Linked DNA regions of Mus musculus: all the other regions are linked to region 1. A link is a loop called in an ENCODE intact Hi-C map of the cell type or tissue named here. Cell type or tissue: left cerebral cortex. All regions are shown on one strand. Region 1 holds the start of AI593442 (expressed sequence AI593442). Region 2 has its middle 27 kb from the start of Gm39339. Region 3 overlaps Ddx10 (DEAD box helicase 10). Region 4 overlaps Gm1715 (predicted gene 1715).

Region 1 (8,000 bases):
TCTTTAATTTGCCTAAAACATTTGCAGTTAAATACCACTATCTCCCAAGTCACACCGAACTGTAGTATGATGCAAGCTATCTAGGGTGAGACTTTGTCTTTCACAGGTTGTGGGAAAAGGCACAGACACCTTCAGCATTCTTAGCATAGCAGATGGTCTCATTTGTAACAAAAGAGTAAGAACACTGGCAGTCCATGACATAATCTGAAATTATGACATGTAAAAAGAATGCCTGTGCTGATGTAACCCCAATACCAGACGTTGTTGAGCTATATCTCCTCTGGAAACACTTAATGACTGCCCCAAGTCTAGAATACAGACTATAAAGGGTTAATTCCGTATAGAGAGTTCTTTTTACAAGACAACCTTTCTCCCCTGCTAAAGAGTTTTCCTAAACAGCCAGATCTCTTTCTGGAGTATTCAAACTTGGATTTGCTTTACAATATGTTGATGAGACTCTGCTGAGAGTGTCCACAAAAGAGCCACTGCCTGTCTGGTATCCACAGTGAAGTCTCACAGGTCACAGTGAAGCAAGCAAGCAACGACTCACCACTCTCTGAGGTCAGTGAATCCAGAGTCACTCGATGTGGAGGGTGGCTTTAACAGGCATCAGGCCCTCTACTTCTGGGAAGGAACACTTATGCAAATATCTAGGTCATTGGCCATCCTTTACTGTGTGACTTTGGCAGTCAAAGGGCATCAGTCTGTGGTCTGAAGCAACTGTGCATTGTTCAGCCTGTACTGAACTGTTATCTTAAGTGGAATTCTTTTTCTTATTGATACATATGAAGATGGAACTGATACTTCCCTTCTCTTTGTAGTGCTGTGAATAGAACCCAAGGCCTTTGGCATCTTACACAAGTGCTTTAACATTGTGCTGCTCCCCAGGCCCCAGATGATTTGTGCTCAAATAAACGAAAGCAGAGATGGGGTGGGGGAAGAATATGGAGTGCCATGCATTTATGGCGTGAGCAGGAGGAAAATGAGAATTTGGAGTAGGGGTAGATGGGTACATAGGGTCAGAAGGAGAAATCTTTTTTTCTTCATATCTGACCTCACTTCCTGACTGTAGCTGATAGGAGTGAGTAAGTGGCAGCTAGTATTCCCCTTAGCTTTCCTTCATGATGTATAGCATGAAGAGGAGGCAGGAACACACACTCCACGACTGACCAACTCGGTGAGAAAATGTTGCACACTTTCTAGACTCAAAGACAGGAGGTAAACAAGACAGGAGAGAAGAAAGAAAAAAGCAAAACAAAACACGGTTTTAATAAGTTATCTCAGTGCCCTAAAGACCATACTCTGTTTAGTTAGTGTTCCAAGCAAGCGTTCCCAATCACTCACATAAAGCAAAGCATACTCTATTTTGAAGATGGTTACTATAATAGAATACACTATTTCTGTTTCTGAAAGGATCCCAAACTAGTCGTTCACTGGTCTCTATAAGATTTTTTTGCAGGCTGCTAAGAGCCTTTTTAGGAGATGTAAACATTTAACTGAAAAAGCAAATGTATCAAGAATCAAGCACGTTGACAAAAAATTAGAATCAACGAAGGGACATTTTTTTAGCAGTACACACAATGTTGAGAATTTTTACGGGTCATTGGTTCCTGCACTTCTCTTTGTAATTTCCCCTTCCCACCCTTCAAGCCCATGTATGCTTTGTGTCTTCAGAATGTGGGATCCTCGAAAAAAAAAGGGGTGTTCAATACACCGAATGGATCCTGGGCCTGAAGATGAGCGTGCGGGGGAAGAAATCAAAAAGCAGATGGGATGACATACTTTGGAGACTGGTGGAGAGATGCAGTCTTTGATGCATATTTAGGTTCCTGATTCTGATTCTGTCACAGTTGTGTTGACAAATGTCCTTGCCATCTCCCTAGTATAAGCAGTTTATGCTTAGAACCAGAGGCAGAAAAATAGGATTGGGGAGTAGCAGGGACTCTGATCAGTCAACAGGAAAAAAAAGTGTACCCCCAGGGGAGAAGATTCTCCTGGAGCAAAACTGTACCTGGAGACCGGTTGAGGTTGAAGCATAGAGCAATGGAAGAACTGAAGCCTGCTTCTTCCTAGGCAAAGGAGTGCTTGTGCTGAATGAAGGTGGGTTGCTGGCAGGGTGGAGGTGGGGATGGGGGTGGGTTTGCTCCTCCCAGCCCCAAAGCTGGGGAACAGCAGGAAACTGGGAATGGTGTTGGAGAGGCTGTTATGCCAGGACAAGGTGTTGGGTATGAGGGTGGGTGGGGGCCTGAGGGGTGGCTTGGAGCCCTGGCGGTGGCTGCCTGACGTCACCGGCCTCTCTGGCAATAGGCTAAGAGCTGAGCTCCCCATAGCAGCAGCAGCAGCAGCAGCAAAGGCAGCGGCGGCGGCGGCGGCGGCGGCGGTGGCGGCGGCGAGGGTGGCAGCAGCAGCGCGGCTCTGTCTCTGGTCCCAGCGCTCCGTGCCTTCTGCAGCCGCCACTGCAGCCAAGGGCTCCTTCTCTGCAACTGGCTGGTCCTTCCAGGTAAGAGACAGTGGTCAGGATGAAGGCTTCCATGGCCAGGGGCCCCAGTGGCAGGATGAGGGCGGGTAAGACCACTCCCGCGGCCTGCGCAGGCACCTCTGGACAGAGCTTCAGCCCCCGCCCCTTCCCTGGTGGAGGCTAGCGCTTTGCCTTGCTGCTCCGCAGTGCAACAGTTTGCACCTGCCTTTTGGGAGAGGCAAGGGAGCTGTGCTGCCTGCCGCGGGTCCTCCGGCTTGGTCCTCTGCCACAGCCTCTGGGCCCTGGGGCCAGGGCCCGGGGAAGGCTGGAGACAAGGTCGGTTCCCCAAACTTTGCAAGCGGGAACCCTTCCCCTTTCAGTTCCTGCTCTGGAAGAAAGAAAAAGGATTTTGGATACTGTCAAGTGGGAGGCTCAGGGAGATGAGGGGTGGGGGGCGCTTGGGAGGATGTGCCTCCGCTGAGAAGGGTGTTTCAGCTGCTTTTGATAGGGAGAAAGGGGGAGGAAGGTAGCAAGGAAGAAGGCTGGAGAAAGGTCGAGTATGATCCTGTGTGCCAGATCCAGCGGGTCAGCTGCGGCTAGGGACAGAGGCAGTGGGGTGTATCCCCTTGGGACGGGGACCTTGGGGGTCTGAACGTCCAGGCTGGAAGTGTTTGGAGAGGGAGGGATGGGGAAGGAGGACTGCGTACAGGGAGCCTGCTTGGAGTGCGTGCTGGCGAGATTGGATCCTGAGAGGAGGTCCACAGGACACAGAGAAGAGGGCAGTTGGCTTTCTGGGAAGTAGAGAAAGCCGCTGTGGCGGCCGCTGTTGGTGGCAATTAGAAAGTTGTGCAGGGGGCAGGGCAGCTGCCTTCTCTGCTGAGTAACCAGTGTCTCCGCGGTGCGGTACGGACGCCAGACCCCATCTGAGCCAGCGGAGCATCTAGCGCGGCTCTCCTGGGCTGCCAGGAGCGGTAGGGTTGGGTTGGTGGGTTGTGGAGATGACAGAGTCCATTTGAGGGCCGCTTGACAGTGGTGTCAGATCCCTCTCTTTCTCTGCACTCGCCTTGGCTGTGGCCGGGACCCTAACTAATCCTGTTTTCTTTGCAGCACTGTGCCTGGGGAAAGGAAACAGGATCAAAGAAGACCAGAGACACTCTCCCTGGGGCCACTAGCTCTGGCCCGCTTGCTTGGCGGCAGTTGCTCCCTCAGTCTTTGGCTGGAGAGCTCACTCCCTCCAGCGCTAAAGAGCAGTTGGGGTGGTGTGGGTTCCTGTCCACGTCTTGGCTGGTGGGAACCGTGTGTCCAACAGAGGAAGCCTGGTGGGCCTGGCCCCTCTCAGCCCAGCGCCGATGAGTGCCAGGGCGCCGAAAGAGCTGAGGCTGGCCCTGCCGCCTTGTCTCCTGAACCGGACCTTTGCTTCCCACAACGCCAGTGGAGGCAGCAGCGCAGGTCTCCGCAGCTCAGGCGCAGGTGGTGGCACTTGCATCACGCAGGTGGGACAGCAGCTCTTCCAGTCTTTTTCATCTACGCTGGTGCTGATTGTCCTGGTCACTCTCATCTTCTGTCTCCTCGTGCTGTCCCTCTCCACTTTCCACATCCACAAGCGTAGGATGAAGAAGCGGAAGATGCAGAGGGCTCAGGAAGAATATGAGCGAGATCATTGCAGCGGCAGCCACGGTGGTGGGGGGCTGCCTCGGGCAGGTGTTCAAGCTCCAACCCATGGAAAAGAAACCCGACTGGAGAGGCAGCCCCGGGACTCCGCTTTCTGCACCCCCTCCAATGCTACTTCTTCTTCCTCCTCCTCCTCCTCATCCCCTGGTCTCCTGTGCCAGGGTCCCTGTGCGCCTCCGCCTCCACTGCCAGCCCCCACTCCACAAGGAGCACCCGCAGCTTCCTCCTGCTTGGACACACCTGGCGAGGGCCTTTTGCAAACGGTGGTACTGTCCTGATTGCGCAGCCCCTCTCCTGACCCTTTCCTCGTCTCCAGCATCTTGACCGTCCTCGCTTTTGTTCCTCCTTCCTTCCTTTTCCGTTCTCCTTTGGCCCCTGTTTTCTCTGCCCTCTTTCCTTACCTGGCCACCCTTTCACTGTCTCTCCTCCGCCGAGGCACTGTGCGGTATTTGTAAATATTGGGCGAGGAAAGTCTCAGAGGAAGAAATAACGCTGATAATACTTTACTGATATTTATAGTAATTATTATACTACTAATAACACAGTCCAAGCGCATGACAAATCACATAATTTCTCATTGTTAATGAAGGCTGCATCTTCCCTCCCCACCCCGTGCCCCCCTCAATAAGGAGAAGAAACCGCACAAGCTACCAAATATTTAAGACATTGACACCGAAGCAAAGGGATGGGAGGGGGCCGGTGATGTTGTATATAGCTGTCAAGTGAAGGTTTAGTCGCCTTTCTGCCCCTCCCTCACGGGCTTTCACTTTTCCTTTAGCTTGTCTCCCCTCCCCTTTCCTCACCTTCAGCTGGGCTCAGGCAATAGTATATTATAAAGGCAACATCTACATTAAGCACCAGAGACCACATAGAATGTCCCAGAAAAACGTTTAGGACAGGTAACCCCTCTCTAGTCAGTCATCATTTCACTTTTTGCTTTCCCCCTGGCAGAATTAGAGTTTTACTTTTAGAAATATCACTCGCTGGTCGAGCACAGAAAAAGAAAACAAAAAACAAAAACATACTATCTGATTTGCTGCTCATTAGGGCCCATTTGTACACCTGACTGGTAGTCGTTTTGGTTTGGTTTGTTTGTTTGGTTTTTTTTTTTTCCCTTTGGGGAATTTTTTTTTTTTTTTTTTTTTTTTTTTGAGCCTCAGAGAAACCGGGAGCTGTCCAGCCAGGTCTGGTGCTGAATATGTCTCACCTTCATGGTTACTTCCTCTGGTTGTGCAGACCAAAGAAGGAGCTGTTTTGGAAAGTGATTGTCTTGGTTTTGATTGGTTTCTTTCTTCTTTTTTCTACAATTGGATTGTTTTTTCTTATCACTATACATTGCATAAGTTACCTTTATGTAAAAAAAAAAAGTATTAGGCAATGTGCAGTTCTGAAAATGCAGTATCTAACCAACTAGTATGTTTCTGTTTTATTTTTAGAACAAGTGCACCTTTGTTATATACTTATTATATTGGTACCAAATACAGAAGAAAACTATAGTTCTGTGATATGTCCTCCAAACTGTATATTTTTGTTCTTCTGACTTTCCAGCTGTTGATATAATGGTTGCCACTGGCTGAGGAAGTCAGTGGTGTAGGCCTGGCTTCTGCTGTTTCCGGAAGTGTTCTTTTGTATTTTACGCTGTAGTAGACTATTATAAAACGATGACACCCATGTTTCCCCCTTTTTCTTTTGTGAATAACAGAAACAACCACAACAGAAAACAAATAATGGATGTGCTGGAATGCCATCTATTAAAAACATGGTTAATATTTAAACAGTGCCTGTGGTTCTCTGCATGCAGTTGCCACCTGGAGGCAGTGCTGTGTGTGCTTGCTTGTACTGTATGTGTTTGGGGGAAAGACTGGTGGAGATGTTGGGCAATTTGGATGACAGGACATGACAATTTCCAAGTTAAATCTGTAAACGCTTACAGGATAAAACTGTTTACAGCTTGTTTAGTTATGACTCCATGCCTGCATCTGATATACAGCAAAGGGGATCTTTCTTCTTCCCAAGTCTGGCCTAATTAACCTCCCTGAACACATAGGAAATGTTAAGGGAAAAGGAAAGCATGAGAGAAGATAAATCTCTTGTCCTCTCTTTAAATGTCAGATAAGTCCCTCTATGTTAGACTCTGCTGTTTAGTGAAGGGCAGTGGGACCCCTACATATATCCATCTCCCAAGCCACTAGCTCCCCTCTATGCTCTGTCTTATTTCAAGTTGTATGTGGTTATTATCCCGAGAAATGATTGCCTCTAATGTTTTGGTTACATATAAAGTTTTCCAAGCTCAGTCTGTATCTTTATAAAATAATTTAATAAGGTTGATTTAGTCACCCATAGATATCATCCAAGTCCTTTCTGAAGCACAGAAGACCATCGTTTAAGCATGCCATGTTGTATCATTAGGAAGATCAGGTATAATCTTTGGATACAATATATTAAACAATGAACCAGATTCTCTCCAGTGCCTTAGTCACTTCCTAGTAACAGGTCAGAGTGCATTCAGTCCCTCGGGCCACCAAGGATGCTGTTAGTGTATCAGAGCTCTACACTGTACAACAGAATGGCTAAGGCACTGTGAAGGAGAATATCCATTAATCTCTTTAACTTGCCCTCATCCAACTGTAGCTCTTAATACCGTCTTACAGAATGGGTTTTAGATGTGAAATCTGAATAGGATCAGGAACCCAGAAGGAAGGTTCATCATTTCAGTGAGCTCTACATAAGTGCATAGATATTACTTTTTTCCATTATTTGGTGCACTCTTTTTACAGTAAATAATTTCCCATTTTATTAAAGCAATAAGATATTCTGTTTTGAGCAGCGCTAGATGCTCATTCCACTTCCTTGGTGCTGAAGCAACTCATATGTTCTTGCCTTATGAATCACAGTGCATTCAAGGCATGCAATAATAATCCCCTTCCAAGAAGCAGCCTGCACACCCTAGGGGGCAATGTCCTACATACTTTTCCCCAAAAGAAATAGAGCAAACAAGAAATAAACTAATTATGTGTATTTTAAAAAAAACATCTTGATACCTCTAACCATAAGCACACATCTGTAATGTGCTATCATTGTGCACCTTTAAGTGTATATGCCTTTTCCATCAATTGACTAGGGATTAATATTTTAATAGTGTCCTGTGTAAAGATGATGCAGCTTATCAATCACATTTCATACTGAGTTTAATATGCTGTGAACCTGGTGGCACCACACAAGATTTCTGTTAGTTAGAGTGATAATTACATGAAATTCTAGTAGGCCAGATCCCACACCAAATTATTGTAATAAAGATACGACAATGCAAATTTCTATAGAGTCTGCTTAGATTGCTACTTAGAGAGCGCAACTGACCCATATGACATTCGAGTTTTCATTTTTATGAGACAAAAGGCATTATGAAAATAGCTAAATTTACTCTAAGGATCTTGTTTACTGATGTCCCGTCAAACTAATTGCTCCAACCTTCTATAGCTACAGCTCAGCTCCTGCACTTGCTATTCAGTATTAATAAAGTAGCATGCTTGATTCTTACTATTTTAAAAATGAGAAAAATAGAGAGAGAATGCCGATATGTCAACTATATGGGACTCTGACTCTTGAAGATGAAGATGGATATAATCTTTAGAATTTATATACACCCATAGATATGTATTTATATATGCATACATTTTGTACAAATTTACAATGGACTTTTTGTATTCTCTTTTCTGTCATTATAAGTATGAGACTGAAACCAAATAGTTGTTCCATCCTCTGATCCAGAGAGGATCTGAGGAGTCAGGTGTATGCATGTACTTGGTTCTCTGAGGTCAAATCAGAATGGCTTTCTCTTTATTTAGTGGAAGGGGAGAGTCTTCCTTGGCTT
Region 2 (8,000 bases), 170 kb before region 1:
TCTTTCAAAGCTTACTTGTTAAAGAAGACACTTCTGGAGCTGGGGACTTGGCTCCGTGGGTCAAGTGATTGTCACAGAAGCAGGAGGACCTGAATTAAAATCATGAGCAGAGATGTAAAGCTCACTCTAGTGCTTCTACAGTGGGTGGGAGACAGACAGAAGACAGGCAGAAGAACGCCTGGAGGCACTGGCCAGGTAGCCTGGCATAGGTAGGAACCCACATCAAAGAGACCTTTTCTCAAAGAAGGTAGCAGGCAAGAGCCCCCACCTGAGATTGTCCTGTGACCTCTACACACATATCAGCACTTCCACACAAACACACATGCACACACACACACACACACACACACACACACACACACACACACAGAGACATACATATATACACTATCACACACACACATGCACACACGAAGCTAAAAAAACAGACAGTAACAGACACATTTTTACTTTTCTGCAACACTCTTATTAGGTATAACCTACTTATTTCCTCTGATGACCAACACTGAGATTAACTAAAAACATTTCTCCTTTCCCCCATTGCTCTTGTGTGTTCCAGTTTTGTTTGCTAATATTAGCAACATTTTTTTTAGTCTTAATAGCATCGGTATTGACATTTATTGATTTATATGCTTGGGAGTGTACACACATCCACTCCTGTTAATACCTATGGCTTAATCAATGAACACGTTTTACTTCCTATTCACTGTCTCTTTCTTTGTCCAGATTCTGTCATTTTAGCTGTCCACGATAGCATGTGGGATGGAAATTCAGGGGTATATGAAGGAAAGAAAGTCTCTCACAAGCCGATCTAGTTTCTGTTTTCTTAGCTGAAGGTCAAGCACGTGAAACCCATCTGTCACGTCCGTCAAACTTCAAGCTGCTGTGAAGTTTGACTCCAAGGGCAGAACTCTCTTCTCTGGAAGTTCAGACAATTCTGTGTAACACAGCAAATGAACCACACTTAAGGCCAATGCATGTGAAAACTTATAATTTAACCTCACCATAACCTGAGAGACCACAGCTCAGAAACCCACTTACAGTTTAATTGACAAAGGGAAATTCTTTAGAGAAACAAATAAACCACTTCCTTGCTAAACTTAATTGTTAAACTATATTTAGCTTTGAAAACACTGCTTAATATTTCAGCCTGGTTTTAAAGTACGTCTTTTGAACAATGTTAAGTTCAAGAACAACAAAATCAATCTGGAAAGGTTGCTCATGTCTGTATCATAGTACTCTGAAGGTGGAGGCAGGGAAAATCAGGAGTTCAAGTTCAGCCTCAGCTATATTACCAGCTTAAAGTCAGCCTGGGATACAGGAGAGTCTACCTCACAAATAAACAAGAGAAAACAAAAACAGAAACTATAGCTCTGTGTGTGTGTCTCTACTACTACTACTACTACTTCTCTCTCTCTCTCTCTCTCTCTCTCTCTCTCTCTGTGTGTGTGTGTGTGTGTGTGTGTGTGTGTGTGTGTGTCTGTCTCTACCTTCTACCTTTCTTATACACACACACTCACACACACAGCATTATGGGACAATTTCTCCTTGTGAAACCCACTTTCAACCCTTAGTTATATACTAATCTATCTACTAATCTATCTTTATTTAATAATCCCCAATTTGGGAGTGGTAAGAAAATTGCTGTTATTAAAGTGCCTGCAATGCAAACATGAGAATCTAAATTTAGACCCCAGCACCCGCAGAAAACTCGGGTGTGGTAGTACTTGCCTGTAACCCTACTGCCAAAAGCTAGAGACGGGCAGATAGAGCCCTGGAACTTGCTGAGCAGCCAGTCTAACCAGATGGTGGGAGCTGAACTCAGTGAGAGAGCCTATCTCCAAATAATAATGATAATGATTTTGATGATGATGATAATAAATACGATAAAGAGTAATAGAAGAAGACATCTGGTCTTCACAGTCACACACATGTGCACCTGCATGCACCCATGTGTGCCCAAGGAAACATGCTACACATATACTGCACTATACACACACACACACACACACACACACACACACACACACACACACACACACACATCTGTAACTTAAATTTTTTTCAAATCTATTTTTGATGATGGTTCTTAAACACTTAACCTCCCTTGTAGCTCACCACCAACCAGCGGTGGTGGGAAAGAAAGGATGGCAGGGGTGCAGGGGTGGGGTTGGGGGTGGGGATGTGGACCTGTTTAGAAAGGTTCTTTGGAGCAACTCCTGTCTGTGTTGTCTGGAAATCGGCAGTTCAGCTCACAGGTTAGCAGGTAGTGGCAACTTGATCCACTCTCAAACACTCAGATACACCAGCAGTCCAGTTCAGTAGAGTTGGGATAGCAAACACCAATCAGCAGTGGTGGCACTACCTAGCAGAGACCACCAGTAGAAGTTCCCAGCTGTACCTCTCTCAGGGAAGCAAAGATCAGTGAAAACGGGAGATCCCAAAGCATTGTACAGCTAAGCTTTGTCTCCATCATTCTTTCCAGTCCTATTTATACCTTCCAAACATCATGTGTTCTCCATGTGCCTTGCCTCAGCACAGCTCTTGCTTCAGCCCATGCATCCAATCAGCCCAAGTCCACAGAGTCCCAACAGACAAACGGAGCTCAACTACACAGTGTAAGGCAGACCAATACATGCATGTTGTTAGCAAAGAATCCTTCATCATGTGTTCTTTCATGTGCTTGCTTTAGCAGAACATCCTCTGTCCTGTGTCTGCTTCAGTGAAACATCCCTTCATGAGCCTGACTTAGCCTTTCACACCTGGGTCCACTTTAATTAAACATTCCTTCACATGTTTGCCCCAGCAAGACACCATCCAACACAACTGACTCTCCAAAGAAACCTTAAAGTTTTCACTTCACACATCGGAGTATCTTCATCAATAGCCCTTGATATCCAGATTTCATTGCCAAAAGCCTGAGCTGGTATTTCTAATACTTAGAGCTCCCAAGTGTCATTTTTCTTCATATTCTGGGGTGCGGTGGATTTTCTATGTTTTTACCCCTTTCTTCCTATCTCCTTCTGGATGTGAGGATCCCCAAATCCTAACTCACTACACAATATCTAGAATTTATTTGATATATTTTTTAATCCTAAAAATTAAGAAGTTTTTTCTATTTTATTATATTTTCCTGAGTTTTATGTCATTTATCATAATACCAAAATGACTCCTTCATGGTTGGTATTTAATGGTTTATGATTGACAAGGTTGACGGGTGTGGTGGTCTGATGGAGCATGGTCTTTGGTAAAATGGTCACACTGGGGAGAAAGGTTCCTAAGGTTTCAATCTGAAGACAGAAGGCCAGGAGAAAACATCCATGACGTTTGATTATCTGGAGAACCAGTTAATCTAACCAGCTCTGAAAATGTAGGTCATCCTTGCCAAATGTGATAGATGATGGTGACCTAGGTCATATGTTCCCATAATATGAGTGGGCTGGTGTTGACCTGGTACAAAGGACTGTCAGCACAATGATCAGCATCAGATATCTTCCCAGTAGAAATGGGCCCATGAATTCTCAGCAGATGCTGTGACCTTCATTTCATGCCAGCTCCCCTCCATGTTTGAGCCTCCACTCATTCTGTTCTTCCCTCCCACAGTGTTCTTCCTATTCCCCTTGCCTGCCTGTCCTCCCCTCCCCTCCTCCCTCCAGGGCCCACATCCCACTTCTTCATTTGGATTTCTCTGTACTGCTGTTCACAGAAATCATCACCACACTTCTCTGTGTAATCTCACACCCACGTATTAAGTGTGCCTTGAATTGATTTTGGCGATGAGATTTTTTTTTTTATTAAAGGCTCCTTTGATGTCCTTTTAGGCACCAGCACTGTGTTGGACACAGAGTGGGTCTTTCTAAAAGCCTTGGTTGATCTGTGGTACCAATACTAGAAAACATAAGCCTGGGGGCAACACTGTTGCTGTTGCTGTTGGTGCCATGGGGGAAGTTTCTTGTCTGATTTCCTCTTGAAGAAGGTTTCAGACCATGCATAAAGCCTTTCCTATGAATCTGAATCTGATGTAGTGGTTCTCTATCAATTTCTTTAAAAAATTTTTCACATTGTTGGTACTGGTTGTTATTGGACCTGAGCTCTGGGGTGGAGTGGGGGAAGGCTGGTAAGAATCAATTTGGGAGCTGTGGCCCTTCCTTTTTGTAACTGCACAGGGCTTGTCTGATTATTGGGTATACGGCCTCTTGAAAGCCTGCCAGTGTTAGCAAAACTGTCTCCTCCTCACTTGGATGGATTCCTTTGCTCCAAAACCAGCTGCCTCCACTCTAATAGCTTCCCACTGAGAGGATCTGTGTGCTGCTGCTGCTTCTCAGCAATCCCCAGTTTTGTACCACGACTCAGAGCTTTATACCAGGGCATCCTTAACACACTCACCTGCCCTCCCTCGCAGAGTCATGGCATGCCTGTCTGTGAGACACACTCTACATCTTCTGGCAGATGGGGTCACCATGAACAGCCTTTATGGGGCCTTGCCAGGGAGCTTGATATAAAGACAGATGTGCTGAGTGGAGGGCCTCTCTGCTGCTGGAGGGGCAGGCACTACTGAATCGTTTTTACCCAAAGGGTCAAAACTCTTAACTCTTCTGTCAAGAACTATTAGCTTCTCTCAGAAAAAGGTCAAAGTGTGTTACTTCTTCAAATTGACCCAAGCAGTGATTCCTAGATTCAATGCCCCATCAACTCAAAGCTGTTGTCTTAGTTGTGGTTTCTGTTGCTGTGATAAAACACCACAACCAAATATAAGCTGGGGAGAAAAGGATTTATTTCATCTTACTTTTCTAGTCTATCATGAAGGGAAGCTGGTGCAGGAACTCAAAGCAGGAACCTTGAGGCAGGAACTGAGGCAAGGTCATGGAGGAGCACTGCTTACTGGCTTACTCAGCCTGTGGTTTTTTTTTTTTTTTTTTTTTTGTACCCCTCTAAGACTACCTGTCTGTCCCGAGCTATTGTTCTCGCCGGCAAGAACACACTCAGATGACCGGATTCTTCTGCAGCAAAAGCTTTATTGCTTCTTCAGGAGGGAAGACCCAGAACCCGGAAAATGGTGCTGCTTATGTAGCCCTCAGCCTGGTGTGTCAGCACCTGATTTGTTGCTCGCCCATCACCTCATTACTACGCCCCGAGATGGGCAGTGACTTGGTGTGAATTCATTCTCACACCTGCGCACAATGCTTGTTTACTAGTTAGGCACAGCGGGAGCCAGCGCCATCTTGTAATGGCGATTACTTACGACTCTCCACACCTGTCCAGGGGCAGTGTCACCCACAGTGAATAGGACCTTCTCCTGCCAATCATTAATCAGGAAAATGGATCACAGATTTGTCCCCAGACCAATCTGCTGGGGCCACTTTCCAAATTGGGTTCCCTCTTTCAAAATGACTCTAGCTTGTGTCAAGTCAACACAAAACTATCCAGCTCAGCCTTTTTGGACAGAAAAAATATCTTTTTTTACCTTTTGTGAATCCTTTCCTGAGCATAATACTTATTCTTGTTAGATATGGCTGTCAGTTATTTTAACTCAGCTTATTTTAATGGCATTGATGAAATTGTAACTGTGAAGAAGATAGGTTTACAACGTTCTCTCTCTGTCTCTCTGTCTGTCTCTGTCTCTCTTTCTCTGTCTGTCTGTCTGTCTGTCTGTCTCTCTCTCTCTCTCTCTCTCTCTCTCTGTGTGTGTGTGTGTGTGTGTGTGTGTGTGTGTGTGTGTGTGTGTTGCATGTATGTGCTAGGGCAAGCACTGAGGCTGGAGGACAACCTGAGGAAGCCAGTTCTCTTCTTCTAGTATTTGGATCCTGGGGATTAAACTTAGGTTGTCGGACTCAGTGGCAAATCCTATAGCTACTGAACCGTATTCTGGGACCTAATATACTGACTTGTATCAAGGAATTCCTAGTGTTTAACATTTTTCCATTACTTGAGTAAACCCAATTATAGCTACAATGTTGCCTTTTTTTTTTTGCAGACATGATTTTTATTAGATCTTTTCTTCATTTACATTTCAAAATGCTATCCCCAAAGCTCCCTATACCCCCCCCCACCCTGCTCCCCAACCCACCACTCCTGGCCCTGACATTCCCCTGTACTGGGGCATATGATCTTCAGAAGACCAAGGGCCTCTCCTCCATTGATGGCCAACTAGGCCATCCTCTGCTACATATGCAACTAGAGACACAGCTCTGGGAGGTACTGGTTAGTTCATATTGTTGTTCCTCCTATAGGGTTGCAGACCCCTTTAATTCCTTGGGTACTTTCTCTAGCTCCTTCATTAGGGGCCCTGTGTTCCATCCAATAGATGACTGTGAGCATCCACTTCTGTATTTGCCAGGCACTGGCATAGCCTCACAAGAGACAGCTATATCAGGTTCCTTTCAGCAAAATCTTGCTGGCATATGCAATAGTGTCTGGGTTTGGTGGGTTTTATGGGATGGATCTCCGGGTGGGGCAGTCTCTGGATGGTCCTTCCTTCAGCCTCAGCTCCAACCTTTGTCTCTGTGACTCCTTACATGGGTATTTTGTTCCCCATTCTAAGAAGGAGCAAAGTATCCACACTTTGGTCTTCCTTATTCTTGAGTTTCATGTGTTTTGCAAATTGTATCTTGGATATTCTAAGATTCTGGGCTAATATCCGCTTATCAGTGAGTGCATATCGTGTGTGTTCTTTTGTGATTGGGTTACCTCACTCAGGATGATATCCTCCAGATGTATCCATTTGCCTAAGAATTTCATGAATTCATTGTTTTTAATTGTTGAGTAGTACTCCATTGTGTAAATGTACCACATTTTTTGTATCCATTACTCTGTTGAGGGACATCTAGGTTCTTTCCAGCTTCTGGCTATTATAAATATTATAAATAAGGCTGCTATGAATATAGTGGAGCATGTGTCCTTATTACAAGTTGGAAAATCTTCTGGTTATATGCCCAGGAGAGGAATTGCTGGATCTTCCAGTAGTACAATGCCCAATTTTCTGAGGAACCGCCAGACTGATTTCCAGAGTGGTTGTACCAGCTTGCAATCCCACCATCAATGGAGGGGTGTTCCTCTTTCTCCACATTCTTGCCAGCATCTGCTGTCACCTGAATTTTTTATCTTAGCCATTCTGACTGGTGTGAGGTGGAATCTCAGGGTTGTTTTGATTTGCATTTCCCGAATGATTAAGGATGTTGAACTTTTTTTTTTTCAGGTGCTTCTCAGCCATTCAGTATTCCTCACATGTGAATTCTTTGTTTAGCTCTGTATCCCATTTTTAATAGAGTTATTTGATTTTCTGGAGTCCATCTTCTTGAGTTCTTTATATATATTGGAAATTAGTCCCTTATCTGCTTTAGGATTGGTAAAGATTCTTTTTCAATCTGTTGGTGGCCTTTTTGTCTTATTGACAGTGTCTTTTGCCTTACAGAAGCTTTGCTATTTTATGAAGTCCCATTTGTCCATTCTCAATCTTGTAGCACAAGCCATTGCTGTTCTGTTCAGGATTTTTTTCCCCTGTGCCCATATCTTCAAGGCTTTTCCCCACAATGTTGCCTTTTTAATAGTACTCTGTTTATTCTCCTTACTAGTGTTTCACAGGATTATTTCATAGTTGTTTCACAACTAATGTTGGTTCATAGATTTGTTTACATGACATCATGTAATGCCAATACTGTAATATGTTCTTTAATGTTATGTATCAAAAGAATGATTTAAAATAGTTTAATAAATACAATGATTATATACAACCTATAGAAGAGCAACATGATCCTTCCTGAGACATCTAGACAGCTATAGACTCACTACCCACTTTTCTCACTTTTATGCTAGATTTAGTTTAGTGTCTAGTGGGTATTTATGGCAAATACAAGTAGCTTTTTGTTCCTTTTTATTATACATTTGTACTTCTTGCTGTTACTATAATTAATTTTGTTTACTTTTGAATTTTAATTCATGCATATAATTGTACATATCTGGAGCTGGAAGGATGGCTCAGTTAGTAAGTGTTTGACTTGCAA
Region 3 (8,000 bases), 540 kb before region 1:
CGTGGAGGAACAGGTCTTCAGGTCTCAGGGCTAAGTTCTTGCTGCACACAGACTGCTTCTCTAGCTGGCTTTGTCTTTGTACCTGATCTGTGCCCGTTCCTTGCCCCTTTCATTTCTCCCTCCTCTCCTTTCCCTTTCTTCCATCCTTCCTTCTTCTTTGCAAATTTTCTGGTCCTTTCCTCTCTTCATTTCATTCACATTCAGTTTTTAGCTAATTTTGAATAAAATAATGGATATTTTTATATGAAAGACATTTATTTTCAGCTGAAGTGAAAAGTTTTTCATGTTTCCTAATTTTTCTAGAATGCTAAGAATGTCTAAGTGTTTTCTGACTGATCTGAATTTATACCATGGGCCACCATCAAACATGACTAATAAAAAATACTCAAATGTGTTTCTTTTAAGAACAAAAGAAAGGCAGTGTAATGGCAAACATTTTACAGTAGGTTGATTTGCTACAAGTTACAAAAGGAAGTCTTGGAGTTGGAATTAATGACATATTTTAAATAAGCAGTGAGAGTTGAAACTGGGTTCTGCATGAGACAGACTAGCCATTTAAATTTGTTTTCTCTTGAGAGCTAAGAGATAATGGGACACATAGTATCAGGTGTTGTATTTATAATTATTATTGTGTGTGTATGTGTGAAAAGTGTGTGGTATATGTGTGACATGGCAGTGAGGAAGAGGACAACTTTTTGTGGTCAGCTTTCTTTCTCCACTCACTTGGGTTCTAGGTTGAGCTCAGGTTGCCAGGCTTTGGTGGCAGGAGCCTTTGCCCACCAAACCATCTCATCAGCCCTGTTTCCAGCTTCTTAAGGTGGACCTTAATATTCTGGGTTCGCATTAGGATTATTTTTCACAGTGAGATCTTCTGAGAAGTCTTAGTGGAAGTTGGTGATATCCTTTCTACAGTTCCTTAATTTCCTTTAGTAAGCTTGTGGTTTGTAAAATTTGCTGCATGCACCCACTCACATCTGCATTTTTGTGGTCCTTTAGGTCTTGAAAAGGACTGGTTATATATGGTATCTTGTAAACATTTTGGACTAGAAAGTGGCTTACAGGCGTTTACCTGGTCCAGTGGCATAATGTGGAAAGTGGAGACTGATTTCTTCATAGAATCTGTTTAGTTGTATTTTGAAATTTCTCTATGTGAGATAATAAGTGTTTCAGTATATCAATAAATGATTCAAGAAAAGAAAGTGTTCAGGTTTTTAGTTTTGGAGAAGTTGGTAGAAATACAGCGTAGTAAGTAGAACATGTTATGGTGAGCATTAAACGGGATCATAATGCTTGTAGATAGAGACTTAGAACAACACTGCAATGCTGAGTCTGAAGAGAAATATATATATATTAAAATAGTATTCTCATATATACTTATATATGAGAATACTATTTTAAAGACTATTTTAATGTGTTTTTTAAACACAGTCATTAACTTTTAAAGTGGAAGTGTGACCCTTTATACGTAAGTAACAAATTCTGAATTGACTATTTCAGATGTATAGTCAGTGAAAAGGTTAGCATATGTAATGTTAGATTTGGTTTAAAATGACCATTAATGGTCTTAAAGATAATGAGAAAGCTTCGTGGGCCATGAGACTGAATAATTGAGTTGAACAAAGGCTAAATTAAAAATGGAAACTAATTAAAATCCTGTGTTAGGCTGTAATTAAAACCAAGTTGCCAGAAAGTGTTTGCTTTTGGAATTGAACATAAATAAATAAATAAAGAAAGAAAGAAAGTGGATTTGTTAGAAAAATTACTAAAGTTGGAGGATCTGGCTTATTTATTTATTTTTTTTTTTGTGACTCACCAAGGAGAAATAAAGGATGGTCCAGGTGTTTATTTCTATCAAGCATTTACTGTTTTACTGAATTCTTTGACTTTTTTTTTTTTAAATGAATTCACTGGATCTATAACAAAGAAAAGTTTTCCTTAATCCACTTAACAAATGAAGTCCTTTTTGAGACAAGTGAGTGAAGATAGTTATAGGGATCTATCCTGCAGTACATTTGCCACTTAAAAACAATTGTCTTTAAGGCTTGCAGGTTTTGGTACTAAAAAGCCTGAATTTTTTTATTTTAAATTAAAAATTTACAGTTGGAAATACAGAAAATTTATAATTAAAAAGAAGGCACATACCAGACAAGGGAGGCTAGGGTAGAAGACAGGAGATTTTGTTTTGTTTTGTTTTTAAATTTAATCATTCAATCATTTATTTATTTTATATTCCAGATTTTATTCCCCTCCCGGTCCACCCTCTGACCCCCCCCCCCCCCCCCCCCCATATCTCCATGAGGATGTCCCCACCAGACCTCTAAGCTTCCTGAGGCCTCCAGTCTCTTGAGGGTTAGGTGCATCTTCTTTGATTGAACCCAGACCTGGCAGTCCTCTGCTGTATATGTGTTGCGGGGCCTCATATCAGCTGGTGTATGCTGCCGGTTGGTGGTCCAGTGTCTGAGAGATCTTGGGTCCAGGTTAATTGAGACTGCTGGTCCTCCTACAGGGTCACCCTCCTCAGCTTCTTCCAGCTTTTTCCTAATTCAGCCACAGGGGTCAGCAGCTTCTGTCCATTGGTTGGGTGCAAATATCTGCATCTGACTCTTTCAGGTGCTTGTTGGGTCTTTCGGAGGACAGTCATGTTAGGTCCCTTTTTGTGAGTGCTCCATAGCCTCAGTAATAGTGTCAGGCCTTGGGACCTCCCCTTGAGCTGGATCCCATTTTGGGCTTGTCACTGGACCTTCTTTTCTTCAGGCTCCTCTCCATTTCCATCCCTGCAGTTCTTTCAGATAGGGACAATTATGGGTCAGAGTTTTGACTGTGGGATGGCAACCCCTCCCTCTCTTGATGCCCTGTCTTTCTGCCAGATGTGGACTCTATAAGGTCCCTCTCCCTACTGTCGGGCATTTCATCTAAGGCCCCTCCCTTTGAGTCCTGAGAGTCTCTCACCCCCTTCCAGGTCTCTGTTGCATTCTGGAGGGTCCCCCCACCCCCCAATCTCTTATCTCCCAAGGTTGCCTGTTTGAATTCTTTCTGCTGGTCCTCAGGGCTTCAGTCCTTTTTCCTCACCCAATACTATTCCCCCAACCCCCTCACATCCACTTTCCCTCCCAGGTCCCTCTCTCCCTACCCCCACCCCTTGTGCTTGAGGTTTTATATAACTGTTTCTTGTTCTAGAGTATAAAAAGTACTTGTAGTTCTCAAAATATTGTCTTAATTTAGATAGCAAAGTGATTCCACTAGGGGACAGCAGAACCAAGCTTTTGTATTTCACATGCCTTTGATATACATCTTAACAAGAAGTATGAAGCTGGAAATTGGTTAAAATTCCTAAATTGGGACGAGTTCGTGGTTTGCAGAAAATGCTCATATTTTAAGGAATCATTGAGAATTTTTTTTAGAATCTTTAACTTTTTGCAATCTGAAATAATAGAAAAAACAATTTCCATAAGAATTAAGCCTAATGTGAATTTATTAGGTATTATATTTATTAGGTAACAGTATTTGCAAGTGAAATTTCTTCTTAAAAATTCACTTAGCTGGAAATTTTAAACTTCTACTAGTCTGTTTCTCCCAAAGAGGAAACTGTTTCCTTATGTGGCCTTTGGCATATGTCTGTTGATAACTGTGCTTTGGAGGCTTAGTGAAAGGGCAGAGAGAATCCTTTGCTTTGTAACTTGCAGCATTGAAGAGCTGGGCTGCAGCAGCTGGTACAGAGGTTCTGATGCTTCTCAGCACCTCCTCTGCTCGTAGTCTCCTATGGTCCGCTCAGTCTAGCAGGCAGGAGGATCTTTTCTGACTCCTGTGAGGGCTTCTCAGTTCAGTCAGTGATAGGCCTATACACTTTCTCCATCCCCTACACCCATCTTGTTCCAGGCCAGATATATATGTGCCAGACATATTGTTACCTTAGTATCTTTTATGTTAGTTTCTGGTAAAATGTATTTCCCACAGTTATCTGTGTGGCTATTTCTGTCCTCCTCCTCAAGTATTTCCACTCCTTTGTGCCCTTCTCTTTTCTGTATCGTTTATCACATTTAGATATGTTAGAGCAATTAGTTGGTTTTCCTTTTATTCTTTGCTTTTATCATTACTAGACTGTTTTATAAAGGTTTTTTTTTTAAGGTTTTTTTATTTTTATTTTTATTTTTGTTGTTGTTGTTTTCTACATTGGTGTCTAGTGAGCCCAAGAGATTGTCCTGTTTCCCTTTCTTCCCAGCACTTGGGTTACAGGCATGCATTTTTTTAATTAGGTATTTTCTTCATTTACATTTCCAGTGCTATCCCAAAAGTCCCCCATACCCCCCCCCCCTCCCCTACCCACCCACTCCCACTTCTTGGCCCTGGCGTTCCCCTATACTGAGGCATATAAAGTTTGCACGACCAATGGGCCTCTCTTTCCAGTGATGGCCGACTAGGCCATCTTCTGATTCATATGCAGCTAGAGACACGAGCTCCGGGGGGTACTGGTTAGTTCATAATGTTGTTCCACCTATGGATTGCAGATCCCTTCAGCTCCTTGGGTACTTTCTCTAGCTCCTCCATTGGGGGCCCTGTGATCCATCCAATAGCTAACTGTGAGTATCCACTTCTGTGTTTGCTAGGCCCTGGCATAGTCTCACAAGAGACAGCTATATCAGAGTCCTTTCAGCAAAATCTTGCTAGTGTATGCAATGGTGTCAGTGTTTGGAGGCTGATTATGGGATGGATCCCTGGATATGGAAGTCTCTAGGTGGTCCGTCCTTTCGTCTCAGCTCCAAACTTTGTCTCTGTAACTCCTTCCATGGGTGTTTTGTTCCCAATTCTAAGAAGGGGCAAAGTGTCCACACTTTGGTCTTCGTTTTTCTTTAGTTTCATGAGTTTCACAAATTGTATCTTATATCTTGGGTATCCTAAGTTTCTGGGCTAATATCCACTTACCAGTGAGTATATATCATGTGAGTTCTTTTGTGATTGGGTTACCTCTCAGGATTATGCCCTCCAGGTCCATCCATTTGCCTAGGAATTTCATAAATTCATTCTTTTTAATAGCTGAGTAGTACTCCATTGTGTAAATGTACCACATTTTCTGTATCCATTCCTCTGTTGAGGGGCATCTGGGTTCTTTCCAGCTTCTGGCTATTATAAATAAGGCTGCTATGAACATAGTGGAGCATGTGTCCTTCTTACCAGTTGGAACATCTTCTGGATATATGCCCAGGAGAGGTATTGCGGGATCCTCCAGTAGTACTATGTCCAATTTTCTGAGGAACCGCCAGACTGATTTCCAGAGTGGTTGTACAAGCTTGCAATCCCACCAACAATGGAGGAGTGTTCCTTTTTCTCCACATCCTCGCCAGCATCTGCTGTCACCTGAATTTTTGATCTTAGCCATTCTAACTGGTGTGAGGTGGAATCTCAGGGTTGTTTTGATTTGTATTTCCCTGATGATTAAGGATGTTGAACATTTTTTCAGGTGCTTCTCTGCCATTCGGTATTCCTCAGGTGAGAATTCTTTGTTCAGCTCTGAGCCCCATTTTTTAATGGGGTTATTGGACTTTTTGGAGTCCACCTTCATGAGTTCTTTATATATATTGGATATTAGTCCCCTATCTGATTTAGGATAGGTAAAGATCCTTTCCCAATCTGTTGGTGGCCTTTTTGTCTTATTGACGGTGTCTTTTGACAGGCATGCATTTTTTAACTAGCTTTTTACCTGGGTGTTGGAGGTCTGAACTCAGTTCCTCCCTCAGGCTTGCTCTGAGTTCACTCATGGTGTCACCTCCTCAGCTTGTCCTCTGACTTTTTTTTTTTCTCCCAGAGCTGAGGACCGAACTCAGGGCCTTGCGCTTGCTAGGCAAGCGCTCTACCAGTGAGCTAAATCCCCAACCCCGTCCTCTGACTTTTAACATGTCTTCAGAGGTGTTACAGATATGGCAGTTTCAATGGCTGTCAGCTATCTTATTTTGTTAGGATGTCACCTTTTTATCTTATATGCCAATAAAGTCTGCCACCATACATGGTTTGGTTTAATAGCTAAAGGGAATGCATTAAAATTTATACTGTTTTGCAGTAAATAAAGATGAATAACTTTGAGTCATACAATTCTGCATTTAAACAGTGAGGAAGGTATTTAGATTTGAGACCCAACAGATAATTAGATAAAGAAGTATCTATATATTCATATTTCCTTTTTGTTTACAAGAAAGTTATCTAAAAATAAAGACAAAATATTCAAGTATTCACTGGTCTCTGAAATACTGTCTTTATCCCTTATGAAACTTGGCTGTCCCTTCCATGTTTCTATCCCTAGTGTTAGACTGGCTGTTGATTCTTCAAGTTTCACTTAAAGTGTCATTATTTCTGGGTAGTTGTCTAAATATGTAGACTATTAGTTTGAATTCTCTGTCATGCTCTTATGAATACATATAAAATCCTATATTATGACAACCCCTGCTCCCCACCTTCCCCTAAGACAGGGTTTCTTGTATAGTCTTGGCTGTCCTGGAACTCTGTAGACCAGGCTGGCCTTGAATTCAGAGATCCTATGCCTCCTGAGTGCTGGCATTAATAACTGTTTTTATAGGCACTCAGCTTTGTTAGTAGCAAGGAGAATGTCTGTTTTCTCACCATTTCAGCACCTGGCATATCAATAAGATTTTAAAAAATTAGCTTTAGTAAAACAGGTTAACATTTTGGTATATTTTATTTTATTTAATCTCTTTTAGTCTGTGCATACAAGGAATGCATATATTTTTTTCCTTATTAGAATGGAGTTTTAAAATTAATATGCAAGGTAAAATGCTTTCTTTTAGTTGTTACAATAAAAAATTCTCTTAGCTAAAGCCAGTTTCCCTTTCAGCATTCAGTGATAAAATGCTATATGCAGTGTTGTGGAATCTCTGCAGAGGCATTGAAGGCAGTGGCAATCAGGCTCTAAGCACCTTTTTAGTCATCTTTGTTGCTGTTCATTTTTGTACTCCTGCTGTGGACTTCCCCTTGTTGATTTCTCTTTATTCAATCAGTCTTGTATTGTCTGTTTTCCTGTATGGTGACATGGCATTCTTTTAGAACACCTTAGTTTTTCCCTTTCTATCTGCCTTAAAGGCCTTCCTGAACTTCTGTCTGCTGTGTCATATTCTTTCTCTGGCACTTCTGAGGTGGTGCGTGTTGCCTCTGGCTGTCCTTTGGCATTCTTTGATAGTTGTCTTGAGACTCTTGCTTGTATATGTTTGTCAGTTCTGATTAGGATGAGTGTTACATTGCTTGAAGACGTGCTTCTTGGTGTTCTTTAGTTTATTCCTGAGTTATAGCTTCTGAGTAAATAGTTATTTGGTCAGTTATAAAAATGTTCCCCCCAGATTTTATAGCATGAATTTAAAAAATGCTTTGAGATTATGTTTTCTTCTGTGTACCTGAAAAATTCCCCAAATATCCAATTTGATTCTGTTTTGTTACTTATGTGTATCAGCTGACTCTGACACGTTAGTAAACTGTACTCAAGCAGCCCAAACAACTTGAGTCCTTTAGGAAACCTTCGGCCTGTGTCAGTACAGATTTTTGAAGGTATGGTATAAATTATGGCTCGGCTTTGGGTGAAGGAAGACCAATTACAAGGATCGACAATGTTTACCTGAGTAGGCCCATTTCTTTACACTGATCTGAAAAGTTTTGTTTTAAAGGTATCAGCAAAATCTGTAGGAAGATGAACTGATTTATTTATTTGGTTTTCTAAGACAGGGTTTTGCTGCATAGTTCAAAGTTGCTTTGAATCTGTAGCAATTCTTCTGCCTTAGCCTCATGTTTTCAGAAATTACAGGCAAATGTCATTATTCCTGACAAATTGATTTATTCAGTGTACTTGGTTGCCATGTTTAATAAATAATTTTGTCATAATACTATTGTGGCTTGGTTGAAAATAGTCTCTGTGATATATCTGTATGCACCTATTTTAAAGTAACCCTTTTGGAGCTGGTCCTGTTGTTGCCTGAGGCCAGCATGGGCTGCATACAAAAGCAAGG
Region 4 (8,000 bases), 61 kb before region 1:
TGGGGAGCAGTTCTGGGACCCTCCCTGTGCTGAGTTTCCTTCGCTGTAATCTTGGGGCAAATGGAATTGTTTAATTTGGCCTTCCTCTTGGTCCTGGGATCAGCTTGGGTAACTATCTTAAATTATCTATACTTAGTAATTTGTGGGGAAAGCCCCATTCTTGTGTCATCTCAACCCTTTCTGAAAATCACCACAGGGTGTGGGGAGGAGAACACCTTAAACTGTCCCTGGTTCTCCAATCGTCTCCCACAGGTAGGCAAGGCCCACCCTTCCCCACTCCTAGTACCTGACTCCTGTTAAATGAATATTTATCTAAAACACCAATGCTGGGGCTGGAGAGATGGTTCAGCAGTTTAGAGTATGCACTCCTCTTCCAGAGGGCCTGAGGTCAATTCCCAGCTCCTGCATGATGGCTTGTCACCTATAACTACAGTCCCAAGGGACTTAGTGCTCTCTTCTGGCCATGGCAGGAACCAGGAATTCATAGAATACACAGAAATACTCATACAGAAATAAATAAATTTAAATAAGATAATAAAGAAAGAAAGAAGAAAAAAAGGAAGAAGGAAGGAAGGAAGGAAAAAAGAAAGGAAGGAAGGAAGGAAGGAAGGAAGGAAGAGAAAAAGAACAGTGTTGGACAATGGCATAAAACTATCCAGACAAGAAGGGAGTTGAGTTAATTAATAAACTCTCTCCTGTAATCATCTGGGCCAGGGCCTGTCTTCATCCATCCCTCTACTTTTACTATTTCACAGTTCCTTCACTACTTTAAAGATGAGCTTTACCACAGTTGATGAGGAAGGGTATTTCAGTATATATTCCAGTACAGGAGATAAAGACCTTTCGATCGTTGAAGGGGACTTAGAGATCCGTTAGAATCCCACATTCCCCTTTGTGAAGTAGGCAAATGAAGGCTCAGAGATCTAGAGTAAAGCTCTTGAGGTTTCCCAGCCAGTCTTTGGTAGAGCTGAGACGGGAACACCAAGTTCCCTGTTCCAAACTCAGCTCTTTTGTTACTTGCTGTAGCTCTGCAGAAATAGGCGCACTCTGATGACTCGTGCCAGGCAGCAAACGGTGATAAATAAGAACTGAATAGGTTCTGAATGTGGGTTTTGTAAGGGTCCATTCAGCAGAGAAACCACCGTGGATTGTCATTTCAACACGAAGGCATTTCCATTTCCCAGGAAAGGAATACTCCGTAGAAAGGAGAAAAAAAATTGTACTTGCTACTGAGCCTTTTATTCATGGGTTTATCCTCAAAAGCACAAAAGAACGGGACTAAGGAACAGTTATTATTTGGAAACGTTAACCTGAAACTGTGAAAATGCTAGACTTGCTTCTGTTGAGGGAGAAAATATCTATTTACTAGGAGATTAAAATAGTGGCTATTTGCATTTCTTTAAAATAGACTTTGAAAATACTGTGATGGAATAATACACAGCAATGCAAGAGAGGTGCCCACCCAATCACAGGGGCTTGGCCAGCAAAAGCTAAGAACTGGAAAACGTTGGCAGGAGAATTACTGAAGCCTTGAGTCTGGCCCCGCTCTGATCGATGTGTTTAGAATCTCTTTTATTGAACTGAGCTGCCACTGTGCCCTTTGAAGTTGGTTTTCTTTCTTTCTTTCTTTCTTCCTTCCTTCCTTCCTTCCTTCCTTTTTTTTTTCTTAATACAAGACCTGCTGACTACAGGCTTTGTTTGTTTTGTTAACCATAACAATTTCCCAGGAGAAAGGACGCCACCTGATACTTACTGTCTAATCAGTAACTAGAACGATGGGTCTGAAAGGCATAATTGTTTCTGAAGTCTTCCATAACTGAAATGAAGGGAAGTGAGGACCCATAGTGTTTTTGCTGATGCTTTTCCTTCCTTTGAATTCAGAGTTAGCACACACTGTGGTGATGTATGCACCACAAGGCCAGCACGGGAAATAGCAGTGTGGTAGGCTGTTGTCAAAATGTTTCTACCCTTGCACTGTAAACCCTTGATATTTTGATATCTTCTAGGTTCCTATTATAGGTTTCATAATCATTTAGACTTACTCATATACTTGGCTTGTGTTGTGTATGTGTATATGTATATGTATATATTTGCATATATATGTGTGTATGTGTGTGTGTGTATGTGTAATTTTCTTGAATCAAACAGCACATAGCAGGTGTAAACACATAAATATCTGTTAATGAGTCGTGTGTTATATTGCCTTCAAAGCATGTTTTATTGATATTAACCGCACTTTACCCTTGAAATGTGCTATCTATAAATGTCATTTAAAATAACCTTTATGTATGCATGCCTATGGTATATGTGAACCCTCATATGCTTGTGTTTGCATATATAGAAGGACATATGATATGGTGTGTTGGAGAAACTACTTTGAATGGTAAGAATTGAACCTTTCATGGTAATTGTTGCCACAGTGACTCAACGTGGCAGTAATCCTCAGGGTTTTATCATTTGTTTTTGGCTCTTTCTTTCCTAAGTGATTACATATGTAGTAAAGAGAATGAATTTAAAATATGTCTCTTATTTTCTAAGTGCTTAGATATGTACTTAAAAGAATGTCATATTTTGTCAAGTTCTACTGTGTATTTTGTAACAGGAGTTTTCAAGTTGCTTCCTGGAAATGTCAACCGTATATAAGCATGAGCAAAAACAAAACAGTGTTATGGTTTGTCCATAAATGTGTGTCCCGACGACACATGTGCTGAAGGATTGGCTGCCAGCTGGTGGGCTTTGGAGAGGTTATGAACCTGGAGCTCATTGTCACTGATGGATTGATACATGGATTAAAGTCATGGCTAAACTGACTACTGGGGTATGAAACCTTGCTAGAGAAATAGGCTCATGGCACATGCCTTAGAAGGTTCTGTCTTATTCCAGTTACTGTCCTTTTCATTGTCTTTCTCTGGGTCTTGTCTGCCAAGATAAGTAGCTTTTCTCCACCATGATGTTCTGTCTCACCACACATGGGTCCAGAAACGAAGTATCCAACTTCATTCATGCATCTAAACTGTGAACCAAAATAAATCCTTCCTCCCTTAGCTTTTTTCTCTAGGATTTTGTCACAGCAATAGAAACCCAATGCAAACAATTAAGCTTGTATAAGATTTGAGTGCACACTCCAAACCTTGCCTTCTTTTTTTCTGAGTGCCCTGACCCCATTGTTCCAGAAATATGAGAGAGAGTGGTAGGGCAGAGAGATGCAGAGTGCTGTATTGGAAGAGGAAGATGATCCAAATTCTTTTGGCGAAATTTACCACTTGTGTGATCTTGGGCAAGTTTTATTGCTTCGCAGATCCTTACTTCTGTTATTGGAGAAATGGGAATAATATCTGCTGTGTGCATTGCTGCTCTGGTGGTTAGGAGGCCTATAAATGAAAGATGAAAGTGTTTATAAAATACAGGATGTACATGTGTGTGTGTGTGGGGGGGTACCTTATAAAACGAAGCCTCATGAAGGTGGCTGCATTTATCCTGGAAATTTTATTTCCAGCTAACCTTTCATTTCCCTTGTCCTCTGTCATCGAAATTTCCAAGCTCCATATGATCCTCTACATCCCTTGTCTTTATGGTTTTCTGTGGTATTTCCAACACTGGTTCACTACCTGGTTATTCAAGCATTCATTAAACCTTCATCCGGAGGTACAGGATGTTCAGGGATGGCGATGAAATAGTTGAATAGACACATGAAGTACAGATGAGGATGAGGGAGCAAGGAACAGCAGGGACAGTGAAATCCTACAGAGGGGACAGGTTTCCTATTGCTATTTCCTCAAAGTCATTTTCTATGTACTCATATGGAGTCCTGCCCCCAACCACATTAAATGATGATCCAGAAACAAACAAACAAACATACAAAAGCCTACTGAATTTGATAGAGTTATTTTTGGGGACAACACAGCTCCAGGTGAAAGGAAAAAAAATCTTACATGGTTACCATTTGGTCAGCTAGGCTAGGACAGATGGTCTAAAGGGATCTGTGTGGTTAGCTCAGGCTGTCTGTCTTTAGAAGAGTTATCTGACCAGACTTAATTAGAATAGGTCTTAGGACTTTGGGGGAGGGGCTTCCTTTCAGGAAGTTCTATGCATGCTTATAGCACGTACCCTTGGGGTGGTCTTGTTAGAACAATGTCATAGGTGTCCAGAACAACGTTTCGTTTTGCTGTGACCTTTCATATGACTTGAGATGGCTCTGCTTTATGGCTGGCTCTGAGGTTATCAAAGTTATAGACTGTGGCAAATTTGTCATAGGAAAGAATTCTTTCAAGCAAATTAAATCAGGGGTTGGCGGAGAGAGTGGGGGAGGCTGAAAGGGGGCGACTCATCCTAGAATAGGTTAAAAAAGCAAAACGCCCAAAGTAGAAATATTAAAAATAGAGAAACCTCCAGTACCAGATGGTCAGAATTATGAACAAGCCTGGGGACAAAATTAAATAAATCCTCATGGAAATATTTTGTCATCCACTGGAAGCCTGGATGGGCACCCAGAGCTGCTGAAAAGCCTCCTATGCTCCCTCTTTTATCTAGAAGCTACAGTGCCGAGAGTTTGCTGAAGTCTGACCTACTTTCTAGGAAACTTCTTATGGTTAGGAAGAAAAGAAGGGAAAAAACTGAAATGGTATCAAGGCAGTGGAATGCAGAGATAAAAGCATTGGCCTTGCTGTTAAGGAAAAATATTTTTAGCAGTAGTAACTGTCAATATTGACGGGGTGACAAGTAGCGTTTATTGACTGCTAAGTGTGCCATGTGCCTGGTTTCTCGTAATGATTACAAAACCGGGGTGTGTGCCTGCTGCCACCCCTCTGATACAGAGGCACCGGTGGAGGTTCTGATACGTCACAACTCCAAGACAGTGGGGACAGCACCTCCACCTAGTCCTCTTCCTGCTCCGTAGAACACACGTTACACCATATGCCTTCCTGACTCATTTCTCCAACTGACCTTTGCAAAGTCACTGTGTCTCCCTCAGCTTCATTTTTGTTTTTTAACTTTCAAGTCATTCAATTAGACTTGTCCCATCTGTTAATAACAAAGTGCGTTATTATTGGTTTAATTTCATCTCTTTCTCTCAGATTCTAACTGCTACAGGGACAGGAGCTTGGTTGGAATTCTTGTGTTCTAGCACGTAAGCACAGGGTGTGTCTGGCAGACAGCAGATGCTTAGTAAATAGTCAACAAAAGAGTATGTACACTGTAACACATTCCTTTCTCTGACTGTAAATTCCAATATTCAATAACATAAAAGTCAGCTGAGCCTCTCCTATACTTTAGTCATTTTGGGGAGGGACTTGTTCAGGTCATAGACTTGTTTCTTTGACTTGCTGCACCAACTTCTATAGGGTAATTTCTATCATAGGCATTGAAATGGCTTATTCCTTACCCAAGCTTTGCTGTGTCTTGTAGAAATGGCAGTCAAGCCTGTCTGAGTGTCTGTGTTGATGGCTTCCTTGAGACCATATTGTAAACCACCTGCTGTTAGTGACTTCAGCCTGTTTTTCAAATGAACTCTAAATTAGTGTAGTTAAGGTACTAAAAGGTTTTTCCACACATGTGATCTTTTCTCTTCTTCCTTAAGTTTCTCTTTCTGGATAGTAGATGTTACAAATTCATTGCTTGCTGTAGTCATTGTGGAAAATATTATTTTTAGAATCTCATCTTGTGATGATATTCTAAGACTCATCTGCTTACATCTGAAATTTACTTATTTAATTATGTTTGTTTATTTATTTATTTATTTATTTATTATCTTCTTGTTTGGTTGGGTTTTTGAGACAAAATCTATCTATCTATCTATCTATCTATCTATCTATCTATCTATCTATCTATCTATCTATGTAATCCTCTGGCCTGGACCGCACAATGTAGCTGAGGCTGGCCTGGAACTCATAGCTTTCCTCCAACCTCAGCTTCCTGGGTGCTGGGATTAAAGGTATGTACCACTACACAGGAAACATCTGAGTGCTTAGAGATTCATTGGGGTTAGAGTGGGTGCAAACAAATCTGGGAAATAAGTTTGGCCTGGGAACAGTGGTTCATCTTTCTTCCTTGGTTTTAAATGTTCTAGATGAACGATGAAACATGGTATTTGCTTTTGTCTAATCCTGGGGACCTGGCCTTGTATTTCTTTTTCTGGTTGAATTTGAAGTACAAATCTCAGATGGTTTGTGTATTAGTTACTATCTTTACTGCTATGACCAAATATCTAATAAAAGACAACTTAAAGGAAGTAGGGTCTTTTATCTTAGACTCCATCATGGCCAGGAAGCTATGGCAACCAGAGCTTTGGGCAGCTGATGCATCCTTGGTGAGGAAGCAGAGAACAAGGAATGTTTATGGTCCGCTAGCTTCCTCCTTTTTATGGGACCCAGGACCCCAGCCAATGGTGCTACCCACATTTAGGATAGATCTTCCCTTGTGAATTAACCTAATCTAGAAAAATCTTTCAGAGACATGCTCAGAATTTATCTCAAAGTTGATTCTACTTCTTACAAATGGACAGTTCCAGATTGGGGAAAAAGATGTTCAGTAACATTGTGTAGAAGTGACTCTTCCTTCATTAGGTTTTCCTCAGTAGAGCAAACTCATTTCTGAAATCTTAGTTCACAAAGAAGGCATTCTCATTTGTCGAGAGATGAACCTAAAACAGCCTCACTTCAACATCTTCTAAAGATATATGGTCGGTCACCTCCTTTTTGATCCCAAATATCTACCAACTGTTTGATTGATCCCAAATATCTACTGACTGTCCAACAAAGGGATGGGGTTGTTCACTGACCAAGGGACCACTTCACTTAAAGAATTGAGTGAAGTGGAGGAAGAGGGGCACTCATAATGACAAGTGAAAGGTAAACTTTCTACTCATTTGCATTTGTGAATGTCAAGTACTCAAGCCTGGTGCACGTGTCCTTGCTTGTCACTTTTCCTGCCAAAAGTGTAATAAAGGGAAGGTTTTGGTTCTTAGTACTTTATGTTCCCAGTGTTGGTTTTGGTTGCCAGAATACTGCATTCTTTTGCATCCGCCATCTAAATGCTATTCCTCATAACTGTCTTGATCTACCCAGTGAGATGGTGCGATAATAAAGAACTTCTTTATTAGCAATTTGTGGGGCTGGCGAGATGGCTCAGGGGATAAGAGCACTGACTGCTCTTCTGAAGGTCCTGAGTTCAAATCTCAGCAACCAGATGGTGGCTCACAACCATCTGTAATGAAATCTGACGCCCTCTTCTGGTGTGTCTGATGACAGCAACAGTGTACTTATGTATAATAATAAATAAATCTTTAGGTCAGAGCAAGCAGGGACAACCAGAGCGAGCAGAGGTCCTAAAATTCAATCCCCAGAAACCATATGAAGGCTCACAACCATTGGTACAGCTACAGTGTACTCATATACATAAAATAAATAAATAAATCTTTAAAGAAAAGAATTTGGGGTGCACACCTTTAATGCCAGCACTCAGGAAGCAGAGTCCATGAGATCTTTGTGAACTTGAGATTAGCCTGATCTACAGAGCAAGTTCTAGGACAGTAAGAACTGTTGCACAGAGAAACCCTACCTTAAAAATAAATATAGAAAAGAATTTGTGTGGAAAGTGGGCAGCCTCACGAGTGTCTTGACAAGGCTCTGCTTCCCTAAGAATACCTCTTCTCAGTGATGATAAGTGGTATGTGTGCACTACAGTATTGTCAGCCATTCACCAGCTGATGAACAGCTGTGTTGCTCTCAGTACGGGGCTATCATGAATAGAGCCTCGCCGAACATTTAGGGTGAGCATAAGCTTCCATTTCCTCTGATACAAACACCTGTCGTGAGCCCCTCTAAACTTTCTACAGAGTTAGTTGCCCTAGTTTACAGTCTCTTTAGCTATGAGTAACCCCACATCCTTGCCAGCATTTGATATTGCTGCTGCTTTTAAATTGTAGCCATCTGCAGGTGCCCATTGCTACTGTACATAGTTTTAATTTGTATTCTCCCTACTGATTGATGTTTAAGCATCAT

The links. Hi-C counts contacts between places; a loop is a spot of excess contacts. Peaks named below come from ENCODE experiments on the same cell type or tissue, not always from the same donor. Only the 100,000 strongest peaks of a DNase experiment are listed, where the experiment ranks them.
Region 2: a loop joins it to region 1, with 5 times the contacts of the local background. A loop is called at or near these places in 4 of 42 quality-filtered maps.
Region 3: a loop joins it to region 1, with 11 times the contacts of the local background. A loop is called at or near these places in 6 of 42 quality-filtered maps.
Region 4: it touches region 1 in a loop (4-fold over the local background); 3 of 42 quality-filtered maps call a loop at or near these places.

Annotation. Positions count from the first base shown.
Region 1 is chr9:52,674,083-52,682,082 of GRCm38, reverse strand. It overlaps AI593442 (expressed sequence AI593442), which reads left to right and starts at 2,303. Exons shown (of 2, transcript NM_001286641.1): 1 at 2,303-2,500; 2 at 3,566-8,000. The coding sequence starts at 3,808. The coding sequence ends at 4,407. Gm1715 (predicted gene 1715) reads right to left here and starts at 2,220. Exons shown (of 5, transcript NR_045333.1): 1 at 2,012-2,220. In left cerebral cortex, CTCF peaks have their summits at 5,934 and 7,078; DNase peaks (open chromatin) are centred at 3,586, 3,899, 4,839, 5,891 and 5 more places; H3K4me3 peaks cover 6,321 bases; H3K27ac peaks cover 5,772 bases.
Region 2 is chr9:52,846,388-52,854,387 of GRCm38, reverse strand. No RefSeq gene overlaps it. Among named protein-coding and RNA genes, the nearest start is that of Gm39339, 27 kb to the left of the region's middle. In left cerebral cortex, no CTCF peak of the experiment used is centred here; DNase peaks (open chromatin) are centred at 3,629 and 4,238; H3K27ac peaks cover 648 bases.
Region 3 is chr9:53,213,635-53,221,634 of GRCm38, reverse strand. The region is part of intron 9 of Ddx10 (DEAD box helicase 10); the gene reads left to right. Among named protein-coding and RNA genes, the nearest start is that of Ddx10, 30 kb to the left of the region's middle. In left cerebral cortex, a CTCF peak has its summit at 3,256 (motif pointing right); DNase peaks (open chromatin) are centred at 3,232 and 3,763; H3K27ac peaks cover 473 bases.
Region 4 is chr9:52,735,277-52,743,276 of GRCm38, reverse strand. The region is part of intron 2 of Gm1715 (predicted gene 1715); the gene reads right to left. Among named protein-coding and RNA genes, the nearest start is that of Gm1715, 59 kb to the right of the region's middle. In left cerebral cortex, no CTCF peak of the experiment used is centred here; DNase peaks (open chromatin) are centred at 1,044, 4,417, 4,835 and 7,783; H3K27ac peaks cover 1,715 bases.